3 separate regions of the Homo sapiens genome follow, and all the other regions are linked to region 2. A link is a contact called in ENCODE Hi-C or POLR2A ChIA-PET data. All regions are on one chromosome and are shown on one strand. The core of a region is the stretch at or near the end of the contact, and the rest is flanking DNA. Distances in the headings are between cores, read along the strand shown. Region 1 has its middle 49 kb from the start of LINC03050. Region 2 has its middle 3.2 kb from the start of LINC03050. Region 3 has its middle 37 kb from the start of LINC03050.

What was found. A loop is a pair of places that touch in the nucleus more often than their neighbours do. ChIA-PET counts read pairs that join two places held with the same protein, here RNA polymerase II (POLR2A). Pooled maps may share reads with other maps.
Region 1: a pooled map shows a loop between it and region 2 (6-fold over the local background). The contact joins two enhancer-like sites. A Hi-C loop is called at or near these places in 1 of 168 maps with a recorded cell type or tissue (endothelial cell of hepatic sinusoid), 3 of 37 single-sample maps with no recorded cell type and 4 of 50 pooled maps. POLR2A ChIA-PET finds 5 or more read pairs at or near these places in 2 of 52 experiments (GM12878 and OCI-LY7).
Region 3: a loop to region 2 is called in a pooled map, with 2.7 times the contacts of the local background. The contact joins two enhancer-like sites. A Hi-C loop is called at or near these places in 1 of 37 single-sample maps with no recorded cell type and 2 of 50 pooled maps. POLR2A ChIA-PET finds 5 or more read pairs at or near these places in 4 of 52 experiments (MCF 10A, OCI-LY7, PC-3 and 1 more).

Annotation. Positions count from the first base shown.
Region 1 is chr2:65,551,934-65,554,981 of GRCh38, reverse strand. No RefSeq gene overlaps it. Among named protein-coding and RNA genes, the nearest start is that of LINC03050, 49 kb to the left of the region's middle. Within about 2 kb of position 1,611, at least 3 of the 41 ENCODE cell types and tissues checked have a DNase peak (open chromatin) inside an H3K27ac peak, as active enhancers do.
Region 2 is chr2:65,604,162-65,606,900 of GRCh38, reverse strand. No RefSeq gene overlaps it. Among named protein-coding and RNA genes, the nearest start is that of LINC03050, 3.2 kb to the right of the region's middle. RefSeq lists an enhancer at 195-674. Within about 2 kb of position 1,385, at least 4 of the 41 ENCODE cell types and tissues checked have a DNase peak (open chromatin) inside an H3K27ac peak, as active enhancers do.
Region 3 is chr2:65,637,450-65,640,549 of GRCh38, reverse strand. No RefSeq gene overlaps it. Among named protein-coding and RNA genes, the nearest start is that of LINC03050, 37 kb to the right of the region's middle. Within about 2 kb of position 1,294, at least 2 of the 41 ENCODE cell types and tissues checked have a DNase peak (open chromatin) inside an H3K27ac peak, as active enhancers do.

The DNA.
Region 1 (3,048 bases), core at 362-2,861, 52 kb after region 2:
TTATCTAACACCCACTGGTCATTTTCTCAGTCAGCAGGTCCTCTCCCTCCACATGCCCCAAGCCTGCCCACTTTTGCCACCACTACCCACAATGATGAGTCACCTTTGACTCTTCCCCCACCTTCTCTTCCACACACTCCACCACTATCCCCATGCCTCTGAGTTTATGGCTAAGCATTTCCATGACCTGCCCTCTCCTCTGCCTTATTTCTACTGTCACTGCCTTAGGGTTCAGGCCTGGCACACCTCTCTCCTAGATGAATGCAACAGCCGACTGCCCTCGATGACTCCAGAACGGTCCCTCTCAGATCTGTCCTCCCCACCAGCTGCTAGAGTGGAAAGTAAAAAGGTATGGCTGTTTATTTGAAAATGCAAAATCAGCCAGGCGTGGTGGCTTACATCTGTAATCCCAGCACTTTGGGAGGCCGAGGCGGGCAGATCACGAGGTCAGGAGTTCAAGACCAGCCTGGCTTAATATGGTGAAACCCCGACTCTACTAAAATTACAAAAATTAGCCAGCTGTGGTGGCATGCACCTGTAGTCCCAGCTACTCAGGAGGGTGAGGCAGAAGAATCACTTGAACCCGGGAGGCAGAAGTTGCAGTGAGCCAAAATCACACCACTGCACTCCAGCCTGGGTGACAGAGTGAGACTGCATCTCAAAAAAAAAAAAGATTCCTCACTGCCAACCTACAACTAAGACCTGTCCATCCCACTCACCTCCAATAAAGGCTGAGTTCATCTCACAGTTCATAAGCCCTCCAGGACCTGGCCTTGTCTATGATCCAGCCTTATTTCCTACCACTCTCCACCTCAACTGCTAAGCTCCAGGTTCCTTGAAAATCTGAGTTGACAAAGCACCCACTGCCATTTCACACCTCGATGTGCAGACTCCTTGGTGACATTTGCAGGACCCCAGGGGCAAGAGTACAAATGAGGCCCACGTGTTGTACCATGTGTCTGAATACAATTTTTAAATCAAGTTAACAACTGGCTCAATAAAATATTTCCTTTCTAAAATTGAGATGTAATTTGCATACCATAAAATCCATCACTTTAAAGCATACAATTCAGTTGGTTTTTGGTATTTGGTGTCCACACGCAGGACCCTGGAGGCCTGCCCGGACTGTTGGGTGAGCCAAGGCGCCCGTGCCTTATCCCTGCCAGGAACATACACCTCAGCCGCGGCACCCCTTTGGGTAATTCTGTTCCTCCTCCCACCACGAGAAGGGAAAGAGGGGGGAAAAGAGATCCCCAAGCCAGTTTGTTCCTTATGAATTGCCCTGGGAGAGAGGTTTACTCTGGGCCAACAACAAAATGATGGGCTAAAATTTTTTTAATCTTCTGCGTATTCTAGTTATTCAATTTATACTCCCCCACCCAGTGACTTCCAATCCCTTTTGCAATACACAGCAAAATACAACTCTGTCTCAGACCATATTTTTCAGATCACATTTCCCGGGGTTGTTTCAGTAAAATAGTATTCGCCGATATACAGAGCCCCTTTTCTTCCCGCATGTTTTCTCCCTATTCTCCACAAGAGGGAGCCAGCAGGTCCTGTTTGGGCCACGGCTTCTCCGCTCCTCACATCCCTTCTCCAACCAGGGCAAAGAAGACGTGGGATCAGAACCTGCGGGCGGTAAACCAAGCCCACAGCTCTCACACTGTTTGGTGAGCAGGGCTGTGTAGAACAACAGGATTTTTCAACAACTTATTTCAAGGGAATAAGAGGTGAACACCTGTTTTTGTTGTTGTTGTTGTTGTTGTTTGTTTGTTTTTTGTTGTTGTTTTGAGACAGAGTCTCGCTCTGTCGCCCAGGCTGGAGTGCAGTGGCGCGATCTTGGCTCACTGCAACCTCTGCCTCCCGGGTTCAAGTGATTCTCCTGCCTCAGCCTCCTGAGTAGCTGGGATTACAGACACATGCCACCACGCCCGGCTAATTTTCATTTTTTTAGTAGAGACGGGGTTTCACCATGTTGGCCAGGCTGGTTTCGAACTCCTGACCTCGTGATCCGCCCGCCTTGGCCTCCCAAAGTCCTGGGATTACAGGCGTGAGCCACCGTGCCTGGCGAACACCTGTTCTTTAAAAAAAAGAGAGAGGCTGGGCGCGGTGGCTCATACCTGTAATCCCAGCACTTTGGGAGGCCGAGGTGGGCAGATCATGAGGTCAGGAGATTAAGACCATCCTGGCTAACACAGTGAAACCCCGTCTCTACTAAAAATACAAAAATAATTAGCCAGGCGTGGTGGCAGGAGCCTGTAGTCCCAGCTACTCTGGAGGCTGAGGCAGGAGAATGGCGTGAACCCGGGAGGCGGAGCTTGCAGTGAGCCGAGATGGCGCCACTGCACTCCAGCCTGGGTTACAGAGCCAGACTCCGTCTCAAAAAAAAAAAAAAAAAAAAGAGAGAGAAAGAGTGATCTGGAAACAATGGAAAAAGCTTTCTGTTCATTGAAGTCCATAATAGCGTTGTATGTACATGTTTAGTGAGCACAAAATTATTCCACAAATATAAATTAACTGGTTTTAGAAAAAATACATGGAAGACATTTTTATTAAGTCTCAGTTGCTGTCCTATTTTTTTTTTTTTTTTGAGACAGGGTCTCGCTATGTTGTCCAGGCTGGTCTCCAACTCCTGGCCTCAAGGGATCCTCCTGCCTCAGCCTCCTAAAGTGCTGGGATTACAGACACATGCTACCACACCCGACTTAATGTATTTTAATGGAACACAAAACTGATTTTTTTTTTTTTTGAGACAGAGTCTCACTCTGCTGCCGGAGCTGGAGTTCAGTGGTGCAATCTTGGCTAACTGCAACATCTGCCTCCTGGGTTCAAGCAATTCTCCTGCCTCAGCCTCCCTAGCAGCTGGGATTACAGGCATCCGCCACCATGCCCAGCTAATTTTTGTATTTTTAGAAGAAACGCGGTTTCGATGTGTTGGCCAGGCTGGTCTCAAACTCCTGACCTCATGACGCGCCTCGGCCTCCCAAAGTGCTGGGATTACAGGCGTGAGCCACCATGCCTGGCCACAAAACTGGTTTTTAAAAGTTG
Region 2 (2,739 bases), core at 136-2,635:
ATCCCACCAGCTGTGAACCTTGGTGAGTCCTTAGTGATCTGATCACATAAGGACACTGAGCCCTAGGGGTGTAGGAGGATTGAAGCCCTGATGCAATGCTTATCATTTTAGTCACCTATCACTCAGTCACAGTTCTGGTGGTTTAGCTATTTCTCTCCTCAAATGCACGGAAAACTGTGATTTGGTTCTCTACAAATGACACTTTCTGTTTTTGTGTTTGTTTTTCAAAATACCTTGGCATAACTCATACAATGAGATTAGAATTTGTTGGTGAACTATTTTTCAGCTCAGTAACCTATTTTTTTAATTGTGGTAAAAATAAAACCACATAACATAAAGTGTACCATCTTAACCATTTTTAAGTGTACAGTTCAGTAGTACTAAATATATTCACATTGCTGTGAGATACATCTCCAGAACTTTCTCATCTTGCAGAACTGAAACTCTATAACTATAAATAACTCTCTTTTGCCCCTTCCCCCAGCTCTTGGCAACCACCCTTCTACTTCCTATTATCTACGATTTGACTAATTTAGATATCTCATGTGAGTAGAATTATACAATGTTTTTCCTTTTGTGTCTGGCTTGTTTCACAGAGCATAATGTCTTCAAGGTTCATCCACGCTGCACCAAGTGTCAGAATTCCTCTCCCTTTTAAGGCTGAATAATATTCCATTGTATGTAAATGCCACATTTTGTTTATCCATTCATCCACTGATGAATATGTAGGTTGCTTCTACCTCTTGGCTCTTGCAAATAACCCTGCTATGAACATGAGTGTGCAAATACCTTTTCAAGACCCTGCTTTTAATTCTTTTGGATATAGGCCCAGAAGTGAGATTCTGGATCATAAGGTAGTCCTAGTTTCAATTTTTTTGAGGAACAATGATACTGTTTCCCATAGCAGTGGCACCATTCTACATCCTCCAACAATTCCCAGGGTTCCAACTTCTCCACATCCCTTTCAACACTTACTGTCTGTTATTGTTGTTGTTTATAGTAGCCACTGTAATGGTTGGGTAATGCCTCAGTTGTGGTCTTGATTTGCATTTCTCTGGTAGTTAGTGATGTTGAGCATCTTTTCATATGCTTTTTGGCCATTTGTAACTCAGCAACCATTTTTAAAAGTGTTGATTTTTGAAGCTCTGAAATTGAGTTTTCCTGTTTTGGGGCAGGCCCCAACTGCCACTTTTCACAGAGGAGGTCCCAGTGAAAAAGAGGCAGTTTCTGTTTTTGACTTTAACATATGACTAAAGTAAGGTTTCTCAGCCTCATCACAATTGACATTTTGGTTGAGGAATGCCCCGTGCATTGTAGGGAGTTTACCAGCATCCCTGGCCTCTAGATGCCAGTAGCATTCCGGCTCCCCTGGTGACAGCCAAAAATATCTCCAGACATTACCAAATGTCTCCGGGGGAACAAAACTGCCCCTGGTTGAGAGCCACTGGATTAGAGTTTTCAAACTAGCATGTTTGAGTTGGCCAACGTGACAATTTTAAATTTTTGAGACAACATTAAAAATTTTGTAGATATCACCTAAAAATTCAGATTTCCAGCTTCTCTTGAGGAAGCAGAGGATACAGGCTATCTTGGGCCTGCATTGCCCCATGGCAATATTTGGCTGGGCTGAGTAGCTACTGCCCCACCCAAGTTTGAGGTGGTTCCCTCAATGTAGCCCATAAAATAAAACCATTGTGAATGCCAGATACATCTGCCTCTAGTTTATCCAGTGAAATAATTCTGATTTGTCTGAGTTTTCCTACTAGTATGCATGATAATGTAAAATCCCAGACCACTGGACCAAAACTACTAGAATTATTTGATATTCCAAAGTTTACTCTCTGTCTTTGTCTGTCTGTCCCTCTCTCTCTCTCTCTCTCTCTCTCTCTCTCTCTCACACACACACACACACACACACACAGAGAGAGAGAGAGAGAGAGAGAGACAGCAAGGTTCACAGAACACTGGACTAGAAGCTGGGAGAGCAAGGTTCTAATCCTGAGTCTGTGTCCTTGATTAATTCAATTTAACAAGTATTCATTGAATGCCTACTACATGAAAGATTTCAAGTTGAGGTCCAGAACTCATATGGACCCTGGCTTCCTTAACTAATGCTCGTATTGAACAGGTGAGTTTCAAGAGCTGATTGAGCTCTAACCACCTACAATCCATACATAAACATAATATAGTAAAACCCTGCTGCTCTGGAAAAATTGAGGCTGGGAATAGAGAAAGAGAGAGTTTGGACTAGTGGCCAGAAGAGACTATAAAATCCTTTTAAATAAATGCAGTTATATATTTTTCACACTCATGTAGTTATGCACACTGGGCTGTGACAGACACGGTTGGCATGACATACATGGGGGTATACCACCCTGATCCCCCAGCAGGGCAGGACCTTCTGCCCAGCTATGGGGAATGTAGCCTTCCAAATCTGCCTCAGCTGCAGAGAGCTGCCTCTCCCAGCAGCCCACATCTGATGAGTCATCTCCTAGGTATAAAGTCCTGGTCATTTCGACCCAATGCAGGATACAAGCAGGCAATACTTGCCCCGGAACCCTCCAAAGCCAAGAAATGGCCCAGACTTTTTCAGGCCTACCTTGCAGTTCAACTCCTTCCACTACCCAACCCCGCTTTCTCTCCCTTCCCTTCAAAGGAATTGAACCCTAATAACATTTTGCACCCCAAACTTGGCATCAGCATCTGCCTGTGGAGTACACACACTTCAGCAGTTGGCTA
Region 3 (3,100 bases), core at 45-2,544, 34 kb before region 2:
AAGGGATATGATAAATTCATTCACATTTCGGTGGTTTCAATTTCAAGAAATTTGCTTCTCCCCAGACGGCGTGCATTTGCACAAAAACATTGAAGCAAGAAAGTAATGTTGTGTAACTCAAAAAAGTAAGTCACAGGCTGGGCGCGGTGGCTCACGCCTGTAATCCCAGCACTTTGGGAGGCCGAGGCGGGTGGATCACGAGGTCAAGAGATCGAGACCATCCTGGCCAACATGGTGAAACCCCGTCTCTACTAAAAATACAAAAAGTAGCTGGGCGTGGTGCCGCGTGCCTGTAGTCCCAGCTACTCAGGAGGCTGAGGCAGGATAATCGCTTGAATCCGGGAGGTGGAGGTTGCAGTGAGCCGAGATCGCGCCACTGCACTCCAGCCTGGCGACAGAGCAAGACTGCGTCTCAAAAAAAAAAAAAAAAAAAAGGTAAGTCACAAATGGTGGAAATTTAGGCTTAAAGAGAAGGTCTTTTCCCTGGATGTTTGAGTTTTTTGGCTTTTAGGTTTTTTTGGGGGGGGGCGGTTGGTTTTGCTTGGGGGAGAATTTTTGCTTGTTTTTTTGGAAAGATGTCCTTAAAAAGTCATACAATGCCTCCTTTTGGTAAATCACTGCCCCTGCTATATAATTAGTCAGAGGGGTGGAAATCAGCAGAAGACCTAAGAAAATGGTTCATTTCCCAGACTTCTCACCTTCAATCCCAACCACTCCTATCCCTGTATCCAGCTAGAAGGTGCAGCTCTGGGGTGGCCACCGCATCCAATGGGGCATTTCACCCTGCAGACACGGAGTGGGTGGAAACATGAGCGAGGAATGTTCTGGTCAGACTCCAACCCTCCCACAGCTGCTAACAGGACTCCCTGCTGCAGTTCCTCAGCAGGTCAGGGAGTTTTTCAGGCAGGTAGCCAATCTCTAAGATGGCTTTAGATCAGGGGAGGCAGGGTTGAGTAAAGGGAGGTAGACAAGGAGGCAGGATCTGGGGAGTTTTACAGAGGCTCCAGGCAATGTTTCTGAACTCTGGTTTGGGCTGGTCATTAATCAAGCCCCTCCCAATGTTTGAAATTAGCCACACAACCCCATCAGGAGTCATGCCAGAAGGACACCCCTCCTGCCAGTGCCGAAATCCAATCTAGACAGAACCATGAAGAAAATGGAAAGAATGCACAGAGAGTGAGGGCTCCTTCATATTGCCAGTTAAACTTGCTGAGAAACCACAGGAGCTCTTCAGCTTCCAATCCACCATCACCAACTCCCACGGACACGGCATCTCTGGGGCAGCTGGTGGAGCAGGGCTAGGGGCTGGGAGTCAAAGGTCTCCCTGTCAGGGCATAGTTTCAACTGTCTGTAGTAGTGCAATACAGAGAGAGTCTGGTGTCAGGCAGACCTGAGTTTGAATCCCAGCTCTGCTGTGGGCTCGCCGTGCAAGCTTTGACAGCTTCTATTCCATTCTTCAATCACCAGTGCAGAGGCTTATGCCCTCAGGGACGCCATCTCTGACTCCACAACTGGATCAGATCCCCTGTTTACAAATTTTGTGATCCCTTAAAATTTTCATTCATTACATATATCACTGTTTGTAATTTTATATTTTATATATTTGATGATTTGTCTACTTTATTTTTTTTCCTTCCTGCATCCTAAGCTCAGAGAAAGCCGGGACCCATCTCTTTCATTCACTGTTTTATCCCAGGGACTAGCACACAGAATACACTTGATAGAGATTTGAGAAATGAATGAATTACACTGAGTTTTTACTGTCTGTAAAATAGAATGGAGGTTTGTTGTGAAATTAATGAAAGACTACAAATGTTAAAAAAAAATCCTCCCTGTGTCTGACACAGAGTAGTTGCTCAAAAGGGGGTGGTTCCTTTGCCACTGTCTCTCTGGGGACACTCCATAGGAGAATAGCTGTCCCTGACCTCTGGAGGTGCCACTGAGCAGTGAAATTAGCCAAAACAGAAAACCAGGGACCTGAATAATCCACAAATTCCATCACAAGTCCCTGAATAATCAAAACTAGTTGGCACATTACAATTAATTGCCTCTCCTCTATAGATGTCCCTTGATGGCAGGAAAAGTTATCTCCAGCTTCACTTTCTTTTCCATCCCAGATAGAGAGTAGCCAGAGGGACTGTAAATCCATTCCTAACATTTTCAGTTGTTTGAGTTATGTTCTACCAGAATTAAGAAGGTGACTTTAAAAACATGAAGGAGAAATAAAGGTTGCACTTCCCAGAGCAGAGTACAGGTGGAAAATGGAACTGAACTTTTAATATGAGGCTGCAGTGGAGGAGAGAGTACTAAGAATATTTTTATAGAATACTTGCATTATGGGTAATTTTTTTAAATCCAAGATTCAACTTGCATGACACTGAGGCATAAGTCTACCACTTAATGACATTTATAACTCTGTAACAATACATTTTGTATAAATTACTGCTGAGGCTTAACATTTCTGATTATGATATATAGAATGAAGTGATGTCATAAAGGCGAAGTTTGTAAGTTACGATCTGTCCTGTTGCTTTAAATAAGAGGATTTCGGAGACAATTGCCTTGATGAATATAAACTCAAATGAACCTTGAATCTCTTCAATTATTCTTATTTAGAATTCATTTTCCTTTGAACTTTCATTTAACTCAAAGCACAATGGTTCCATTATAAATCAAATGCAAGCTTGTCTTTCCTGCAATAACAAGTATGCTTTAAATAATGAAGCAACACCTATGATCATAAAAGATAATGTTTCAATGCACCAAAATACAGAAGGTAAAGAGATTTATTATCCTGGTTCAGTGACAAGAAGTTGAATATTTTTGTAGCAACAGACATCTCTATTCCAGACAACCTTTTTGTTTGACTTTTTTGTGTATTTCCTTTCCCAGAAGACTGGGCTGCCTTATTACCAATGACAGAAATCCAGGATTCAACATGCAATGCTTTTGGTGGCCAAGAAGCTTAAATCTCTCCTTGCTTAGTTTCCCCAAGAGGCTAATGGGGATGAAATCTCTCAACTTCCCTGGGCCTCTTTTCTACTATGAAAGGGCTGGGTTAAATCATCCTAAATTCATCCCAAGCTCTAAAGACTATGAC